Linked DNA regions of Homo sapiens: regions 1 and 3 are each linked to region 2. The links are chromatin loops, found by intact Hi-C in ENCODE. Cell type or tissue: CD4-positive, alpha-beta T cell. All regions are shown on one strand. Links, peaks and the distances in the headings refer to the core of each region. The heading gives the core; the rest is flanking DNA. Region 1 overlaps LINC02391 (long intergenic non-protein coding RNA 2391). Region 2 overlaps LOC105369905 (a long non-coding RNA gene). Region 3 overlaps LOC107984467 (a long non-coding RNA gene).

Region 1 (5,920 bases), core at 2,960-5,459, 230 kb before region 2:
CCAAGAGCGGGGTTAAAATGCAGCCAAACAGGAAGTGGGTGGTGTGTGCAGTGCCACATCTTGGAGCTGTCACTAAAGCCCAGGCTGCCCTCTGGGAGGTCCTCAACTGGGTACATGTTTCAGCCCATCCAGCTCTCATTCCTTTCTTCCCCTTCATGACCACAGGGTAGTGATTATCTCAGCAAGGCAAATGGCTCATTAATGTAGTGGGGAGCCAGATTGAACATTTGGAAAACACCCACGTATTTAAAGGGGCCAAAATGAGCTTTCTGCTCAAGCTGCCAGCTGGTTTGCCTGTAACATCAGCTTGCTCAGAAGAGGGGAGGAAATCATTTTTGCCAGTACTTATTCAGGTTGAAAAATTATGGCTTTATTTTTATTTTAGCAGTCTCTCAAGTGAAGGGTTGATTGCATGATCTCCTTTCTTCACTGCTGGCTTCAACCCTACATGTTCCTCAAGAGCCAACTTGTCTCATCTTCAAGTAGTTTGCCAGATCGCTGAAGGCCTTAGGAGTCTCTCCTAAAACATGACTCCATTCACTGATAGCACAGACCATGTATTTGGTATTCATCACACATTGCTTTGTTGGGTTAGTTGCCTTTTTCTGTTTGGGTCTCCCATCTCCCTAACTGAATTTAAGGCCTCTAAGGTCTAGGGAACCATGTAATTTATTATCCTAATTGGAACACTTTTGAGAATAAAAAGAGATGTTATTAATAATTACATTGGGACACCTCCCACAAACCTGAACTCTCTGAGCAAATTATGTGTGTCAACTCTATTAAGGTCAAAGGACATTATTTACTGCTTTTCTCTGATCATCCACAGGGTCTAGTGTAATTCACTTGCAAACGGACATCAAACTCTTAAAAATAGGTAGCTTAGCAAAGCAACAAACAATTCCGCTTACAACAGCCATAAAATAGGTGGAAGAGGTGAACAGGTTCCTACTAGTGGGAGATTTAATATTTCAATATAGGAAGTAACCACAAGGTAGAAAGATTTCAATAATCAGATAAAGACTGTTCACAGTAGAAACCAGTCTAAAATTTATGTTCTTACCATTACGAAGCCATGGGGTCCAAACAGGCACTCTTAGCACAAGAGTAGAAAGGAAAAAGTATTTTCAATGGGCATTTTCGTAAAGTGTATTCTTGTTTCGGAAGCATCAGGCATCCTAATCATCACACTGACATCCACATGGGACTGTGCAAAAGGAAACAGGGACAGAATCAGATAGAAAAATAGACTCATAATCAAGACATTATAAATTCTCTGCAGTTAGTGCCCTTCCCTAATATAAAGTTTCCATGTCTCCGATTCCCCTCCCTCTGCTCCTCTCTCTGTTTTGCCTACATCCTCAGATTCATACATGTCACCATTTCAGCTATGACATAAAGACATTTTGTCAGGCAGAAGAAAAGTTGGGACCTTCTCTCCCTGTGTCTCTTTCTTGGGAAAAACTTTTCTGGAACTCTTCAAGATGACTTCCTTTGATATTTCATTGGCCAGAATTGGCCTCATGACTATTTCTAAACCAGGCACTAACAAAGGGAAGATTAGGGACTTGTCTTGGACATAGCACCCCGATGCTGGTAAGGAGGGGAGGTTATCTTTTCCTGAGGCCTCAATTCAAACAGTCGCTCCAAATGTTGTTAAAGATAACTTTATTTTTAATCAGATACTGTGCCCAGAGTGGTAGATCAAGTTACAGTCCTCTTGTAATGTGGATAGTGACATCTGAAACATGAGTTCTCTATATAGTATACATTTTGTATATATCCCAGCATTTTTTATAACTTTCATCATTACTGTTGAAAATGACATAGGGTGATATTTGCCTTCTTCATTAACTCCTACTAAATACATCTTTCTATCTAAATTTCCAAATTTTTTGTTTATACCTTTTTTTTTTTTTTTTTTTTTTTTTTTGAGACAGAGTCTTGCTTTGTCACCCAGGCTAGAGTACAGTGGTTCAATCGCAGCTCACTTCAACCTCTGCCTCCCAGGCTCAAGCAATCCTCCCATCTTAGTCCCCAGAGTATCTGAGACTACAAGTATGCGCCACCACACCTGGCTCATTTTTGTGTTTTTGGTAGAGACAGGGTTTTGCCATGTTTCCCAGGCTGGTCGTGATTTCTGGACCTCAAGAGATCTGCCCACCTCAGTCTCTCAAAGTGCTGGGATTACAGATGTGAGTCACTGCGCCTAGCCTGCTTTATGTCATTTTAAAATATAACACTTGGAAATGCCTGCCCTATTTTATATGTATAGGCATGCTTTTCTTATATCCCTCTTCTACTGGACCCCATCACATTATAATACAATCTCCTTGAGACTTGACAGAGTCTTTCTAGGCTGACCATGTAATTTTTGAGAATGAAGAGGTCAGTGGCTCTAAGCAGACAGGGCACTAGGGCAACTGGCATAAATCAGGATTGTTCTGGGCAAAAGAAGATGTATGTCCCTCCCCACTTCCATTTAACATCTCCACAGTGTCCTGCACACTTTAGACACCATTTGAATATTGGCTTATGTGAACTTAAGTCACTTCCTATTGAAAAAGTATTTCAAGCTTCACTAAAGTCGCAATTCCATTGCTTTGTCCACAACAACTGGTTGTCCCTGTTGACCCATTGCAAGAAAAATTGCAGATCAAGTCCAGAACTAAAGATACTTCTTACTTCTAGCCTTAGAAAGAAGACTCTGAGGCTACTAATAAATGCCATACTGTTTCCCTGATTCCTTAGATTCGAATAGTTCCTATTGACATCTGAAACATGAGAAGATCCTTTAGAGAACCTCAGACTTAGAATTCTGGTTTATACACATGACACATTAAGAGAAAACTAACCTACAGTGGCATTATGGCATCAACAATCAGATAGCAAATGTAGTCTGACAAAGATTTATCCCGGCACGTACTGAATTTTAGAAATACGTTCCTTTTTTCAGGATTTTGGAAATCCTAGAAAAGACCAGGATTTGGAGTCAGAACACCTATGTTTGAATCCTAACCTCCATTACTCCTTCTCTTCAAATAAAATCTCATCTGAAAATCAGGGATAATCATAGTACCTCTATCTGTAGAGCCTTTGGGAGAATTAAATGAGATAATGTATGTGAAAGTGTTCCAAACACCAAAGCTCTGTATGAATGCATATTCTCCTTTTCATTCACTATTTAAATCAACTCTTAATTCTATCTCTCTCAAGCAGCCTGAGGCTGGGTCACCAGAACACAAATGTACAGTTACAAGGCTAAAAAAAAAACCAAAAAGCAAAACAACTCATTGTTACATGATCCTTGACAACAGTTGGACAGACTTTTTCTTAAATCAAATGAAGTGTTTTGGCAGCCTGTAAGTGTAGCCTAAAGTATAGCAAGAAAAGAGAATTATTTTCCTTAGGGAGAGTAATTTTAACAGAAGTTCAACTTACACATTTTTAATATCTGTACTTCGAATGTACTGCTAAATGCAAAATGAATATAATTAGTTATGAGATATCTTGCCCTCGGCTACAGTACCCATTAAGCTTCAGCATAATATATAATTCACAACCTATTCATACTCTGTGGTACATTTCAGGACTTCCTATACTGTAGTCTCTTAAAGCAAATAGTGTATATAGTTTCAGAACCTAACAGTTGTTCCTTCATAAGGGTTAGGAGTGGATGCAGCATATCTGTGGTCTTCAAATAATTTAGCCAGTCATAAAAATTTATTATGTACAGGCACTATACCTTTTCATGTATAGGTCACTAGCATGTAAATGAAACTGGCACAACAAGGTAAATGTGTATAAAATACATCACAGAAGAGATAGATTTCTCTGATGAGCTATTTCAGTGATGCAGTAGATAGCAAATGATGATTTTGGAGTATTTTAGAGCCCCAATGTAGAATTTTCAATTTCCCCAGTTTATCCTCCAGAAATTATCACTGTGATATACCTGTGATTGCTGAAAGGCTATCGTACATCTGTAAATGGGCATGCCATTCCTGGTACCTTCTAACTTTGTGATCACTGTCCCCATGCATAAAATATGGAGTCCTGCAGAGCAGCTAGAGAAAGGGTAAGTAGCTCAGAGTCTGTATCAATGGGGAGCTGTTTAAAAATTGATGTTATCAAGTAGGTTCACACATTAAACACCCAGAAAATGTTGGGCCTCCTCCTATGTGGTTTTCCTGAATTCTTGATGCAACCTAGAAGAACTAACGTTAAAAAGTAAAGAGCACAGTACAGACAGTAAGAGTTCTGTTTGTGAAGACTAATACAGGAAGTGATGCTATGTCTGATTCTAGAATATGGTTAGAGTTTCACAGACAAGAAACAAGATCTGTAACTTGATAATTATGTAAATACAGACCTATGTGCAATCAGTCTAGAAGCTCCCTGAAGGCAGGGATGGGTTACCCATATTTTGTCTAACACTTCTTTACATTCTTCTAAGGTGCGTCTTGGACACAATAATCATTGTGAACATACTTGATAACATCAAGTATTAAATTGGGGAAATCAAAAAATACTCCAAAATCATCATTTGCTATCTACTGCATTACTGAAATATCTCATCAGAACTCTCTTTTCTGTGATTTATTTTATACACATTTACCTTGTTGTGCCAGTTTCATTTACATGCTAGTGGCCTATACATAAAAAGGTGTAGTAAGTGTTTTTTATCTAGTTGAAAAGGCTTTAAAAAAGACTTTTGTAACTTGTAACTTTTTCACTGGTTAAGTAGCATCTTAGGAAACAGGGAGAAAGCATTTCAGTTCATTATTCTTCTTCATTTACTGAGTAAAAACCATATGCCAAGTACCATACCCCTGGAGAGGGTATAAGGAGTCTGAGTGTATTACAGCTCTTACCCCCAAGAAACCACAGCAGTGTGGCTAAGTGGAAACTCAAACAAAACAGCATATCAGTTGACAAAAATTTACACATATACATTAGATTCATCGTTGCTGGATATTATAAACCATTCCTGCCATAGTTGTGAAGGACCTATTTGATCTATAGGTCTAAAATGAACCTGTTTGATATCAGAAGCATATGGCAGTAATTGACTTTCAACAATTGACTTTCCAAATTATCTATACCTAAATAATCCCAGAAAAATTATTCAATTTCAGTTATTTCAATTCAGTAGTTTGTTAGGTAGCTGAATTCTTTTTCAGTTTATGGTTGTGGTTTGTGGGTCCAGCCTACAAGAGCTTAACTAAATCTCTAAAACTCCAACATGATTATATGAGTGTATATATACACACATAAATATATGAATATATGTAATTTATATGCATATGCACACACATATATCTGAAACTTGAAATATACCATTTTTGTTCTCTCACTGTCGAATTATGAAGCACAGATCTAATGGTCAGGCTTTTCACCCAGACTACTATAGCCAGCTGTCTTTAGGAGAGTGTGGCTGAGTCCTTGTTATGCAGACAAGAAAAGGAATATTTGAAAGTGCAATGGCCCTGCAAGTGCTCAGATATTCATTGCACACCATGATGATTACATCTGAGAATCTGTTCCTCCTTTATTCTATTTTTTCTTAAGAAATGGTCTTCTCTTTAGGAATGAATATGTGGAAGCAAAATGACTAGTTTATAACAGGCAGTACTCAAAAATGTTGTGAGTACAATGCAGAAACCTAACAGTGAAATTGCAAACTGAGAAAAGGAATCAAACAAGGGCAGAAAACAAGCGTTAAGGCTCGAGAATAAATTACGCATAGGACAAATTGGTACTCATTTTGAGAAGGAGAGGAGAGGTGAATTTAAACAGTCAAGTAATAAAAAGTCATTGTTCGGTAGAGGCTGTCTAGTGTAATGTTTAACAGCATGGACTGTATCCCAAGAATTGAGTCTGAAACCTGAATCTCCCACATACGAGTTCTGTGACATTG
Region 2 (7,324 bases), core at 2,639-5,138:
CTATGATTATCATCATCAGCCCAGCTAGCAAAACAGACCTGCTCATCACGGTTTATACATGAAAGGGAAAAACCATTTTTCCCATCTTGCAATGATGAGCTTCTCCTTTAGGTGTGTTTTTGAATGATCTCCTGCCATTTTCTCCCCAAGAACTCTTAACATTATTTGACATTCACTTCAGCATCTTGCGACTTGGGTCCAGGAACAATAAACCAAAATAACCAAGTAAAGGAAACATGCATTCTTTATTTTTTCCCCATCCAAACACTTGCTCACTTAGAGCATTCACTGGTGAAAAGCAATGCACCTCCAGCTGGAGAGGAAGAAAGCACAGGGAAACCAGGATGGAATAAGAGTGAATTTGCTATATGGAGAGAATGTCAGATTTTTGGTTTGAATGGGGAGAAAAAGAAAAAGAATAACTTCAAAGGTACTCTGCCTTTGAGCAGGGTAATCAGCACATTTCACCTCATTTTAACTGAATATAGCCTTGCAAGTCCACTGATTCTCTCCTATTTTATTGAGAAAAATCACAAGAGCTTCCCAAATTTTTCTTTTCTTTGTCAGCATTTTATAGACGATTGGGGACAAGTTCTTTGGGCACAGACAGGCCTGAATTAAATTCAAGACTTCTCTGTCATTTACCAGGTGCTTGATCTTTCCAAGGAAGTTTCCTAATTGTAAAAAGGTAAAAATCATGCTGATGTTATCAATATGTTCTGAAATTTTATTTACATAATGTATCGAAAGCCCCTAGTCCTTTCTTAAGCTTAACATAAAACTACTGGTTCTTGATCTGTGTTTAATAACATGGGTCAAATCAAGTGTTTAATAAGTGGTTAGTATTATTTCTTTGTTTTCTTTGCTAGAGATATGGAAAAGAATAAGAAAATAAGCAAGGAAAGAAGCCATGGGGATAAAAGGGTTTGGAGTGTAAACTAACACACATCTCATAACTAAAAGGACTCCTACCAATATAGGAACTACTGGAACATTGTCTCTTAACTGGTCCTCTATTTCTAGATTCTGCCTATGATCTATATCAGTAGTCTCCAAAATACAGTACGTGCAATCAAGCAGGTGTACAAAACAATCAATGGGGGAGATGGAAGAGAACATTAGAACTTCTGTATATACCCACTTTTATCAAATAAAATAAGAGATTAAGCTTTTCTGATATTTAATATGTCATGGCACTCTCAGTCTCTATGTTAGTGATCACCCCTCACATAGGATATGTGGGAAGTCTTGAGGGAAAATGGGAGTCTATAAATCACAGGAGTGGACAGTGATTCCCTAACATTTTCATTTGTTTAATAATTTATGATACATGCCCAGTTGAGTGAATACGTGGAACTATTGTCTAATTCTAACTTGCTGAAAAAATCATAAAATAAGTGAGAAACTTAAAAAGACCCCAAAAATAAATAATGGGTCAAAGATACCACAACAAAGCAAGCCACGTGGTAGAAAAAGTTGATTGTTCTCCACTTAGAAGTACTTTGTCACCATATTACAATATATGGTATAATATAATTATATACATAATAATTATAATTAGATCTGACAAGAGATTAGCTCACCTCAAGAAGATGAATTGGAATATGGATTTATACATACACTCCTTAACAATGTCACCCTAGGTAGACAATAAAATATTAGCTATAATGTTTAGTAAGACTTTAAAACTAAGTAATCAGTACACTAACAGTGTGGCTGTATTAGTCCATTCTCACACTGCTATAAAGAACTAGCTGATACTGGGTAATTTATGAAGACAAGAGGTTTAATTGACTCACAGCTCCACAGGCTGTACAGGAAGAATGGCTGGGAGGCCTCAGAAAACTTACAATCATGGCAGAAGTCTAAGGGGAAGCAAGCATTTCCTACCATGGCAGAGCAGGAGGGAGAGTGAAGAGGGAAGTGTTACACACTTTTAAACAACCAGATCTTGGGAGAACTCACTTACTATCAGGAGAACGGCAAGTGGAAAATCCGCTCCCATGATCCAATCACCTCTCACTAGGCCCCTCCTCCAACACTGAAGATCACAGTTCAACATGAGATTTGGTGGGGACAAAGAGTCAAACCATATCAATGGCTTTTGGTGAGATAAAAATTGAAAATCAAATTTTACCTCTCTCTTATGCTTTTTAATATCCACATATGTACTTTATACTGTACAAAAGTTATTAGTACAAGCATGCACGTATATAAATTACACATAAACAGAGCCTGGCACGGTGGCTCATGCCTGTAATCCCAGCACTTTGGGAGGTCGAGGAGGGCGGATCACTTGAGGTCAGGAGTTTAAGACCAGCCTGGCCAACATGGCGAAACCCCGTGTCTACCAAAAATACAAAAATTAGCCAGGTGTGGTGGTGTGCACCTGTAATTCCAGCTACTCAGAAGGCTAAAGCAGGAGAACACTTGAACCAGGGAGGCGGAGGTTGCAGTGAGCTGAGATCCTGCCACTGCACTCCAGCCTGGGTGACAGAGTGAGACTCTGCCTCAAAAAAAAGAAACAAAAAACTTACACATAAAGAGATATGAATATATGAGTGGGACATGCTCCAACATGATGGGGCATGTTACTGAAAGCTTGGAGGGCATTCCCTACGCTGATGCTGTGTGTTAGCCTTGCCTTTGGGTTATGCCACACCTCTGCTGTCTTGGTCAGCTTACACCACTATCACAGAGTACCAGCGGCTGGGCAGCTTAAACAACAAACACCTAATTCTCAGAGTTCCAGAGACTGGAAAGGTCAAGATCAAGATACCAGTACATTTGGTGTCTTGCGAGGGCCTGTTTCCTGGTCCGTAGATGGCTGTCTTCTTGCTGTGTCCTCAGCAGGTGGAAAAAGAGCTAGCTAGCTTTCTGGGGTCCCTTTTATAAGAACACCAATTCCATTCATAGGGGCTCCACTCTTATGACCTAAATACCTCTCAGAGGCCCTACCTCCCAATATCATCACATTGGGGGTTAGGATTTCAACATGTGAATATTCAGTCCATAGCACCTGCAGAAGGATCTACCTTTAACAGTTCTCTGTTGTCAAATGAATATGGTGTGAGCTACTTACAGGCACATAAGGTACTTTCTAACCTGGCCCCAGCCCTGGTAAGAAACAGACTGGCATAGGTAGTTTGAAGAGAGATTAATAGAAGGACTACAAAGATGTAGGTGGACTCTAGAGAAACTACGAGGGATAGTAATGTGGAAAGATGGGAGGAGGTGCCTGCCCCCCGACCGCAGGCCTAAAGTGGTGGAAAGGAGGAAAGAGAGAGGCTGTGTGGAGAGGGCCCTTGCTGAGACCTTCAGGGAAGGAATGCAGCCAGCTCAAGGCCACCCTGACCCCTCTCCTCTCACCCTTACCTGCGCCCTATTTACTGAATCCAACACAGAGGGAAGATATTGAGGTGGCCCACACAAGCAGCTTTCCATGACACAGAATTGAATAGAGAAGGGTAGTGGACCTGGAGAAACCAACGGAAGATATTCAAACCAATCTCTTTCCAAATTTCTCATTCATTCATTCATTCACTGATACTTTTATTTCTTCATTCAACAACTTCGATTGAGTGCTGTGTCAGGAACTGACTAGGATACTAGAGATACACCAGGAACAAGACAGTTGGTGTCCTGACCCTGATGTCTCATGCTACCTTCCAGAGAAGCAGGTAAAAAACATGGTGAGAGGTAAAATAATTACAGGTCACAATACATTCCTAGTGATAGATGCTGTGATGGGGAATAACAGGGGACTTGCATCAGGGAAAGTGGCCATGGATGATCTTCCTGAGGAGGTAAGACCTGAGGATAGAGAAGGGATTGGCCATGAAAATAGGTTGGGAAGAATATTCTACAAATAAGAAGCAGAATGTGCAGCAGCCCTGAAGTAGAACTCTGCTGTGGTGATCCAGGCACAAAAAGGAACAAGTGTGGCCAGGGTTGGGAAGTAAGAGATGGGCTCGGGACGGTGGGCAGGGACCGCCCCCTGCCAGGCTCCACCAGCTACAGTAAGGAGCTTGGGCAATGACACGTCCTTGAACCAGGGCATTTTGTAAACATCCTTCTGAACTGCTCACCCTGCCAAATATTGTGGCTTTCATGTGTCATGCCTCTGTGCCTTTGCGCATGTAGTGCCCCTGCCTAGAAACTCACCCCCTCTCTTCTACCAGACAGTTACTCATCCTGTGTGACCCAGTTTATATGTCATTTCCTGTGCGAAGCCTTTCTTGGTCTCCTCAGTCTGTCTCAGTCACTTCCTCTTCTGTGCTCCCTTAGCACTTTGTACATGTCTCCCTGCTTTGTCACTATTTGTTTACTGATCATCCCTCTCTCAGGACAGTGAACTCTTTGAAGGCAAAAGCTATTTTACGCTTCTTTGCATCCCTACCCTACTCCACCTCACACCCCCAAGCCCTTGAAGAACTGATACCATGTTCATCTTTGCATCCTCACCCTACTCTTCCCCCAACCCCTAGTTCACCTGGCCCAGGGTGTGCCACGTTAGTAACATCCAAGAATGCATGCTGCATGAATAAAGTTGCAGAAAATAGACCTCCCACTAATTCTGACCTTCAATAGCAATAATACCTGCCCAGAAGAGGCTACCAGTGAATTGTGATGTTTTAAAGCTTCCTGAGCATATAAGACAGCTGCTGGAATCCACTTAAGCAATTAGAAGTTAGATGTTCAACTAGAGTTTACAGGATGCCTTTAATCTATAAAGGATAATAATAGGTAACATTTATTAAATGCTTACTGTATACCAGTCTATTCTAGCAGCTGCACTAGAATGTATTCATTTAATCTTCAGAACAAAACTCTGAGCTGTTTACTCATACTAACCTACTTTACAGATGAGGAAACTGAGGTACAGTGGGGTTAACTGATTCAATGAGGACCACACAGCCAGTAACAGGCAGGACAGGGATTGAGACCCAGGTAGTCCAGCTCCAGAACCCAAACTCTTTTTGCGTGTGTGGATAATTTTTTTTTCTTTTGTTTTTTTGTTTGTTTGTTGTTGTTCCTGTTTTGTTTTGTTTTTGTTTTTTTGAGATGGAGTTTCACTCTTTTTGCTCAGGCTGGAGTGCAGTGGCACAATCTCGGCTCACTGCAACCTCCGCCTCCCGGGTTCAAGCAATTCTCCTCCTCAGCCTCCTGAGTAGCTGGGACTACAGGTGGACACCACCATGCCTAGCTAAGTTTTTGTATTTTTAGTAGAGACAGGGTTTCACCATATTGGCCAGGATGGTCTCTATCTCCTGACCTCGTGATCTGCCTGCCTCGGCCTCCCAAAATGCTGGGATTACAGGCGTGAGCCACCACGCCCAGCCACTTTTTTTTTTAATTTATTTTTTAACTTTTAGTTTCAGGGTTACATGTGCAGGTTTGCTCTATAAATACACTGCATGTCAAGGGAGTTTGGTGTACATATTATTTCATCACCCAGGTAATTACCATACTACCCAATAGGTAGTTTTTTGATTCTCACCCTCCTACCCTCCACCCTCTAGTAAGCCCCAGTGTCTATTGTTCCCTTCTCTGTGTCCATGCATATTCAATGTTCAGCTCCCAGTTATAAGTAACAACATGCGGTGTTTGGCTTCCTGTTCCTGCATTAGTTCACTTAAGACAGTGGCCTCCAGCTCCATCCATGTTGCTGCCATCTCTAACAGACTCCCTTCAAAGATAGAAAAATAGCAATAATAATTTCCTGTTTGTGGATGAAGCTAATACTATAAAAGTTCGTCTTCCTCATCATTATCATTTACAGTCACATCATCTCTCCAAAAGAGATGGATTTGTGTAGACTCGTTGTCATTCTCAGTACCATATGTGCACAATGGCTGCTCATATTTAGTGGAGGGTCTTCATTGTCTGCCCTACCCCATCAAGGAAATAGAAAAATCTCTGTCTGTCTCTCATGGGTATTTTGCCCTGGAGGACACTCAATGCATATTTCTTCAATTAAACCAACCCAACTAAGGAATGTACCTTAAGTGAGAGAGACTTAGTTCACACCTTGAACCAGCTGATTCATGGTAGACCCAGCCCTTCATTACTCTGGGCATGAGTTTCCTCATAGAGAAAAAATTAAATGAGAAATTCTCTTAAGATTGTATCTAGCTCTAAAAATTGGTGAAATTTAGGAATACAAGTCCATGTAAAACTATAATTTCTTTTATTTAGGTGATGGATACTCTCACACTTTGTATCAGCCTATTAACTGCACATGATTAAAAATCTCACAAAACAGGATATGAGAATTTATCGCTTATCAAGGGCCAGAAATAATATCAGTTCTGAAAAACAGAAGCAGAATTCAAAACAACCTGAGGCCTGCACAGAATTTCTTATTACTCCGTCCTGTCCCGTGGCCAGTGAATACAATAAAATGTGACAAGAGAGATTTTCTCCATGTTGGTGACAGACTAGAACCCTTGCACTCAGGGCATGTTTGGGAGCAGCAGCCCCTGGGGCCCTCATTGTGGAGGATGTAATCAGTGTTCCCTACTGAGCCCTCATTGGTATATGGAGACAGATGTGTTTTTCTTTAAACTGTCATGAAAATTGCAGCGATATGGACACAGGCTATTGAGTCATGCGGGGATAAGGTAATGAGTGGAACGCTGTTGACAGGAGAGATGGGAAGGGCTAGAGGGGCTAAGGAGGCAGGAGAGTCACAATTCATACTCCAAGTGTGGCTTAGTGCAGAGATTATTCTGCAGAGAGCTGCTCCAGTGAGATAACCAATTGCATGATTCTGAGCGAGTCACCCGATCTCCTGTTTATAAAATGAGGAGGCTGGATTCAATCAGGAGTTTTCGAACTGAATCCGTAGAAGAGAAGCATCTCATGGAAAAACCAAGTGGGTGGAGAGAGGCACAAACCTAAGTGATCATGCTCTTGACCCTCCATTCCATCTCTTCCACTCTCATCTCTACTTTTACATGTTTTGCATTGGAGTTCAACAAAAGAGTGTATTTCAAAAAAGGTAGGCTATTATAAAGAATAAAGATTTTGAAGCCACGTAGATTAGATGACCTCAAACATCCCCTCCCAACTTTTGCTATGAGTCCACGAAATCATTAACAAATAAGCAGGCATACACTTGCCTTCCCAATTCATTTTCACACCCCCAGCAAATATCTCAGAGTAAATTAAAAGTAATTCTTTTGAAGTTGCCCACTTTTTTCTTTGCCCAGCAGTAGATCCCCCAGCTCCTTGATAAAATAGTCTAACTTATTAAAATCACCAATGATCTCTCTTCACCAGAAAATAAGGCTGGCTTTCAGCCAGAAAACTGATGTGACTT
Region 3 (7,324 bases), core at 2,657-5,156, 190 kb before region 2:
TGTCACATGCAAGGGGTTTGTGTTTAGGCAGTTTGGCCAGATAAGAAATGGAGTGACTGGTTGAATCCTCTTTCAGGAGCCTTAAATTGTCCTTACTCTGAAGGGACTAGTCCTTGAACCAAATGGGAATAAGTTGCCCCTTCTCCTCCCTCTGTCCCTATTGAACAAAGAGAGCAAAGGAGGCCAGGATGCCCACTCTAGCACTATTCTCATATATTCAGTGAATGACTTCAGTGCCAGCTCAGCTGCCAGAGATGAAAATGACAGATGTCCTTTAAACATTAGGTTCCAGGGAATCACTTGGCACCTGAGTTGACCTTGACTCCTCACAGATGATGTATTAGTTTCCTAGGGATGCCATAGCAAATTTTATAACCAACGAGGTGGTTAAATGACAGAAATTTATTCTTTCACAGTTCAGGAAGCCAGAAGTCCAAAATTGAGGTGTCAGCAGGATTAATTTCTTCTTGGAGTCTCAGAGGGAAGATCTGTTCCATGCCTCTCTCCACACCATCCAAGCTTGCTATCAATCCTTGGTACTCCTGGCTTGTGAAGCTTAACTTCAATCTCTGCCTCCATTGTCACTGGGCCTTCTTTCTGTGTCTTCTCACCATCTACTTCTTTCTGCGCCTGTCTCTCTCTGATTCTGTGTGTCACTTCTTATAAATACACCAATTATTGGATTAGAGCCTTCTCTATTCCAATACTGCCTCAATTTAACTAATTACATCTGCAAAGACCCTATTTTCAAATAAAGTTCTGAGTGGGCATGAATTTTGCCAGAAATGATGGCAAACATTTTTTCCTGTATTCACCATTCACAACTTGCCATTGGACCACTTGACAATGCAAACTGCCTATCTAGTAATGTCAGGGCAGCTAACAAAGTATCTTTTCCCTACATATGTCAAGGCCCGAAATTTCCAGCCTCACATTTTTCCTTCTTTGGATCAGGCTTCTTTAGATGTAAAATTGCTCCCTGACTTGGTCACATGTTAAAGTGTTATTCCTTATCAATATCTTAGTTTTCACTAATGTGATGAAGCTGAAGCACTCAATCATTCAAGTGGCCCAGAAAAAAGAAAATGCTAGTCAATTTGGATAGCCAGTTACTTGGTGCCTTGCTACTCAAGGTGCAGCCAGCCCAGGGGTCATCAGCATCAGAGACTGCTAGAACTGCAGAATCTTCCCAGGGTATATGCAAACTTACTATATCAGGATCTGCATTATATCTCCATCCCCCAAGATATCCACATGCCCATTAAAGTTGAAAACTGCTGCTCTAGTAAAGCCTTTATAAAGTTGGGCTGGGGGAAAGTGTGAAGGGGGCTTTAGCTGGGATATGCATAGAGCCTAGGTCATTGGATAGGACACCAAGGCCAGTTGAGGTTCTAGAGGGTGAATAAGGGCACCCAGGAAATCTTGAGATGAAACAGAGAAAGAGAGAGAAATGTGCAACAATAACTACTTGGAAAGGACACAGTCTAGGTGCTTTATTTTGTGCAGATTGTTTCTTTTAATGTTACAACAACCCAATGAGTTGGGTGCTATAACCAGCACTATTTTACAGACAAGAATGCTTAGGCAGAGAGGTTTAGTCAATATAAGGGTGGGCATTTCAGCCTGGAGAGTAGGACCCCAGAGCCCTGTTTCTTAACCACTATGCTCTCCTGACTACCAGAGAGTACAAGTAGATGCTAAAACATAAGCAAACTAACTACTTTAACACTTAATTTTAGTTCATATGCCTGTTTGAACTTGTTTTTCAGGTCACATTATTCTGAAGAAGATATGAATAAGCCTGGCATTCATCTGTTTCCTTCATTTGAATCAAGTCAGTCAGTTGCTCATGGAACTCAACCTCGAGTCTCTCAGATCCCCAGCCCAACCATGGGCTGTGAGACCTGAGTGCCTCTTTCACATCCAACAACATATAAATGACAACGACATATGACCAGACCATCCTGAGCCTGGTGTCTCTCCTCATAGGCCTGCCTTTCATGAGCATGCCTGGGGAGAGATGACTAATGCTGTTTCTCCAGTTTTGTCCTCTTCTGGGTCATGGGAATGATTTATTCTTACTCAGCAAACCAGTAATTGTGTGTTATATGTGAGTGGTAAGATTCTTAAGGAGATGTGGAATCTGACTGCCTGATGTGATTCTCAAATGGCCCCAACATTTTACACAATTGTTTGTAATTAAATAAAACCCAAATTACATTTGGGATGAGAAATGTATTTTTTAACTTCTTTTGTGTTTGGAAGGACAAGCAATTACCATGGCTGTTTCTGATTCATTTACACTTAGCTCCTAAAAATATTGCCCTCAGGAAGGATGGCTGTTTGTTTGCCATGTCAAGAACATTTTATTTGGTTTCCTTTTAGAGAAAAAATCCACATGCAGCCAATTTTAAACTGACTAGAGTGTCTCAAAGATGTTTGGAAATTTCAAAACTCTGTTTTGCCCCAAACACCTTCACAACCTAAGTGGGGCTCTGGAGAGAGATGCAAAGGAGATGGAATGTGGAGTCTCACGAAGAGAAGGTGCAGAAATCAGAAAAATACAGTGAAACTCAGAGAAACTCATGATTTCTATTAAAATGTTTATATTTGTTCATCTTGTATTGCTATAAATAAATGCCTGAGACAGGATAACTTATAAAGAAAAGAGGTTTAACTACCTCATGGTTCCATAGGCTCTACAGGAAGCATGGCTGGGGAGGCCTCAGGAAACTTACAATCATGGAAGAAGGTGAAGGGGAAGCAGGCACATCTTCACATGGCAAGAGCAGGAGGAAGAGACGGAGGGCCAGGTGCCACACACTTTTAAACAACCAGATCTCATGAGAGCTCTATCACATTAACAATACCCAAGAGATGGTGCTAAACCATTCATTAAGTACCACCCCCATGATCCAATCACCTCCCACCAGGCCCCACCTCCAACACTGAGGATTACAATTAAACAAGAGATTTAGGTGGAGACACAGATCCAAACCATATCAATGTTCATATTTTCTGAGGACTGATTTTTAAGTTGCATCTGAATTATACTTAATTTTAGTGATTATCAGTACTCTTATCATATAATATACATATACAATTATGGACTTTTTTTAACAGACGTTAATCACTGTGCATTGGTCTTGGCCTACAGAGTACAGGAAAAAAAATAACTGCATTGATACGACATCTTACTAGTTTATTTGATCCTGACTTTGGGGTTGAAATAGGGTAACTATTATTATCCTCTTTTACAGGTGGGAAAATTGAGCCTCAGAAAGGATACGTGACTTCCCCTTGATTACACAACAAATATATAGCAAAATCAGAACTGGAAGCTAGTTGTCCTTAACTCTCAGGAGAGTTTTCTCCCCCATGGCACCCACACATTGGCAGGCAGGTTGGAAAAAGAGGCTGGAGAAACTTGAACATGTAAGATTTGTCAATGTAAAGTTATCACCTTAAATACTTAGCATTAATTAACTGAACTCATTACTGCAATAATCTATAACGCCTTCATAGAAATCTTGATGACTTGCAACAAATAAACCAACTGGGTTCTGTAATCTCTAAAATGTCAGCTGCAGTGTATTTCACAAGACAGTAAGAACTGCAGATAAATAATTGTCTGTGGCTAGATGACACCCATCAAGTTCAAAGAGGGTAGAGCTTGCAGGAAGGTAATGTTCCCTCCTCTCTAAATCTCAGAACCATGTGGTTGTTTCTCTTATTTCTTTGTTTCTTTTCTAAGCAGAGAACCTAGAACATCCTGCTATTGTGATCAAAGACTACAGCTGGTCAAGTACCTTCATTACAGATTCCCCGCTAACTTAGCATAAGGTTTTATGTTTATCCGGCTAGGAGTTAGGCTGTGGTTTTACCATTTGCTGTAGCTGTGGTATCAGGGGCTAAAATTTCCTGTGCCCTTGCTTTCGTCTCCCCTGTTGTGCTTGAATTTTCCTAGAGACTCCTGACATAGGGACTGAGGCTTGCAATTCTTTGAGCTGTAATCCCTTGTTATTTACTTGGAGCATCGTTGCTGTGTTGGTACTGTGTCGGGGGAGAGAAAGAATTCTACAGCCCTGTGATTAGATCTGTCTTTCAGTGAGCCTGAGTTGGGTATTTCCCTTTCCCAGGTCGATGAGGCCCCTGGTAAAACCCCCGTGGGATGGGTTCTTGTAAAGTATTTTCCCTTGAAGGAAATCCTTCTTAAGGAGAACAGAGAGCTCTGGGCTTATTCCAACACGGCTATTTCTCCGCCCCAACCCCTCAACCCCAAAGGGAAAGAGGAGAGGATTTTTCTTCAGGTTCCATAGTGGAAACCTGATGTTACTCCTGGAGGTACAACTCAGGAAGGTATGGGGAGGCCCCTGTGATTGGGCCCGCTGGGAGTTTTTAAGTCTCAAACTTGTCCACACACAGCTTACAGCAGTTTGTTAATTACTGCTCAGTTTCCTGGCTTCTGCTCCTGGTAAACTGAAATTCTCTGTATCCATCCGTCTGACTCCCCTGTTCTCTGGGAGGCAGTTTGGCCTGTGATCTCAATTTTCCGAAGGTTCTAAGAAGAGTTTCCAGTTTTCAGTTTGTTCAGTTTTTTTTTTTCTTTTGTAGATAAGGGTGACAACTTCCAAGCTGTTCACTTGTCAGATCTGGAAACTAGAAGAGCGCTCAGTTTTTGTATACATTTCTTTTTCCCTGGCTTCTCCTGAGCCTGAAATCTTTCCAAATGGTAGTTGTGGTCCCAAGTCCAAGAAGTGATAAGAAAAACAATGGGAATTAAGATTTTAGATAGAACAAATGGAGTGAACTGCAAGGCAGGGCCCCAACTTTGTAACTGCGTCTCTCTTCTCAAGGTGTTCTGAATCCAAACAGGTCCATTGAGGGCAGCCCTGTCCTTCCAAAGCCCACTGCTGAATTTGGGTGATGCTAGTAACACAGAACAGTCTCTTATGCTCAGGTCAGGCACATTTACACACAGGCCAATTCTTTAGGGCTGACTCTTGGAAACGCAATTGAATTGTTCTGTGTTGTAGATATTTGGGTACAAAACACATTTGCTCCACATTCTCGAGTGTGACATTCGCAGATCAGTGAGTACCAGTGAAAAGGAAGAAGCATGACACACAGAAGTTTCAGAAAAAGGATGCTGGGTTTTAGGCAAAGCAGCAGAAAGGGAGCACTACGAAAGGCCCTGAGTTTACCAACAGCCACCTAGGCCTCTACACAAAGAGCCGGGAGAGAAGAGAAAAAGAGGACAGAGTGGCAGAAAGAAGACATTCTAGTCCTCTTCAGCCTTATTTTGGTATCTAAAGGATGAAAAATGAGAGGAGTGAACCTACTTCTTTAAGGAAGTTCTTCTCAAACTTTCATTGTGCCTCCAAATCACATGGGAAACCACGTAAAAATGCACATTCAAATTCAGTGGGTTGGGTGCAGGGCTCAAGATTCTGCATTTCTTTATTTCTTTCTTTCTTTTTAATAGAAATGAGGTCTTACTGTGTTGCCCAGGCTGGTCTGGAACTCCTGAGCTTAAGCAATCCTCCCACCTTGGCCTCCCAAAGTGCTGGGATTACAGGCTTGAGCCACTGCACTCAACCAGATTCTGCATTTCTAACAAGCACTCAGGTGATGTTGACAGCACTGGTGCTCAGACCACACTTTGAGGAGCAAGGGTCTAACAGACCTTCCAAAGGGGCATTTCTTAACTCTCGCTCTATGCTCACCTCTGAAATAACAGCAGCCACAGCCACTCACTTTGTTCCCTAAAAACAGCATGTGTATTCTTAGCCCAAGGTGATCTGCCTTCTGGGACAGCTGTTGGCCTCTTCTCCATGTCTGTAAGTCCTCGGCTTTCTTTTCTAAGCCCAATCCAAGTCTCTGTCCTTCATGAAAACTCCTCCACGACTTGGGGTCTTTGTAATCAGTGGCTCCTTTGGACTTCTGTACCTTTGTTGGGCTTAGCATTTTTACAAGCATCGGTTGCTACTGACCTTTTAAATTTGTCTCCTAACTAGATTTTAAGCCTCTTGAATACAGGACACACACACACAGAGTACGCCTTGTCACTGTTTCATTCCTCAGGCCAAAAACAGAGCCCTGCTCATTAGAAGATTGTGCAGTGTAGTGAAAACAGCCCAGGGAGATATGATTTCAATTCTCAGCTCCATCACGCAACAGCTACTGGACCCTACATGGAGTATTGCTCCTTCAGTCTTCATGGTAATGGTGGTGATGGTGGTGGCGGTGGTGATGGTGATGGTGGTGGTAGTGGTGGTGGTGTGCAGGTAGAATGTTTATACTTCACAGGGTTGTTGAGAGGAATGAAGAAAATAAAGTTAGCCAAGTGGCAAACCTAGCGCCTGGCACAGAGTCAGAATCAGCCCTCAGCACATTTAAGTCTTCTCTCCTCCAATTTCTTTTGCTTTTCTCCTTAATATGGGTTGTGAGGGTACATCCTCATCCTGACAGTCTCTCCTTGAAAAATATTATATCAAGTGTGACAATATTGGAAGATTTTCTTCCATCTCATTTAAAGGGCCCACAGATATTCAAAAGAAGAGTCCCTACATCATTAAAAAAAAAATACTCAGACTCATAGCTCAGAGTAGCAACACACATATCAATTTCTGATCTGATCAGGAAAAAGGGATATTTTAAGTCAGTGTAATCAAACCACATGAAACCAATTTTCCATGTGTTTCCCAGTGTTTGCCCTTTCCATCAAAGTTTTTTCATCTGTGTGGTAACTATCAATGTACCCAGTTGTCTCGGGTTGGGGTTTATGCCTGAGCAATGGACTGCCTTATGTTCAGTGGTAAGAAACACAAATGCATAGCCACTTTGGGAAAGTAACCTGCAAAAGCAAATTGCCCTTGCTTGGGCTGGGACTCACCAACAATGTATGGGAACAAAGATTGGTATTAGGAGACCCTTTTTGGGTAAGCTGTGCCAGACAGACAGGCTTACCAGATTGCAAAGGAGATACCAGATCAATCTCCTGGCAGAGCAGAGAAGGTGAAGTGCATGTGAGATGATGGAACAAGTCTAGGTTTGGCAATCCAGACATGCGGATTTAAATGCCAGCTCCTCTCTTGTTAGCTGTGTTACCTAAGGCAAATTTCTCAACCTCTTGAACTTAATCTATAAATATGGAAATAACATTGTCTACCTTATACTATTGTTTGAGAAATTAATGGAACTATATATCTAAGTCATGTAAAGTACCAAAGAATGTACATGATTGTAAGAGGAGCCCAGTGAATGTTAGCTCCCTTCTAGCATTTCAGGAAGAGATGGCACTTGGGTGTATTGCTGCGGTGGG

What was found. Hi-C counts contacts between places; a loop is a spot of excess contacts. Peaks named below come from ENCODE experiments on the same cell type or tissue, not always from the same donor. Only the 100,000 strongest peaks of a DNase experiment are listed, where the experiment ranks them.
Region 1: it touches region 2 in a loop (5-fold over the local background); 2 of 110 quality-filtered maps call a loop at or near these places.
Region 3: it touches region 2 in a loop (9-fold over the local background); 5 of 110 quality-filtered maps call a loop at or near these places.

The regions. Positions count from the first base shown.
Region 1 is chr12:92,356,468-92,362,387 of GRCh38, forward strand. LINC02391 (long intergenic non-protein coding RNA 2391) reads right to left here. Exons shown (of 5, transcript XR_007063404.1): 2 at 1,064-1,207. The region is part of intron 1 of LOC105369902 (a long non-coding RNA gene); the gene reads left to right. Among named protein-coding and RNA genes, the nearest start is that of LINC02391, 4.4 kb to the right of the region's middle. In CD4-positive, alpha-beta T cell, for the core only: no CTCF peak of the experiment used is centred there; a DNase peak (open chromatin) is centred at 4,234; H3K27ac peaks cover 1,538 bases.
Region 2 is chr12:92,589,857-92,597,180 of GRCh38, forward strand. The region is part of intron 1 of LOC105369905 (a long non-coding RNA gene); the gene reads left to right. Among named protein-coding and RNA genes, the nearest start is that of PLEKHG7, 110 kb to the right of the region's middle. RefSeq lists enhancers at 3,404-4,603, 3,843-3,942. In CD4-positive, alpha-beta T cell, for the core only: no CTCF peak of the experiment used is centred there; a DNase peak (open chromatin) is centred at 4,175; H3K27ac peaks cover 2,282 bases.
Region 3 is chr12:92,395,080-92,402,403 of GRCh38, forward strand. It overlaps LOC107984467 (a long non-coding RNA gene), which reads left to right. Exons shown (of 3, transcript XR_001749160.2): 3 at 1,770-2,225. Among named protein-coding and RNA genes, the nearest start is that of CLLU1, 23 kb to the right of the region's middle. RefSeq lists an enhancer at 5,238-5,387. In CD4-positive, alpha-beta T cell, for the core only: no CTCF peak of the experiment used is centred there; DNase peaks (open chromatin) are centred at 3,702 and 4,112; H3K4me3 peaks cover 462 bases; H3K27ac peaks cover 2,500 bases.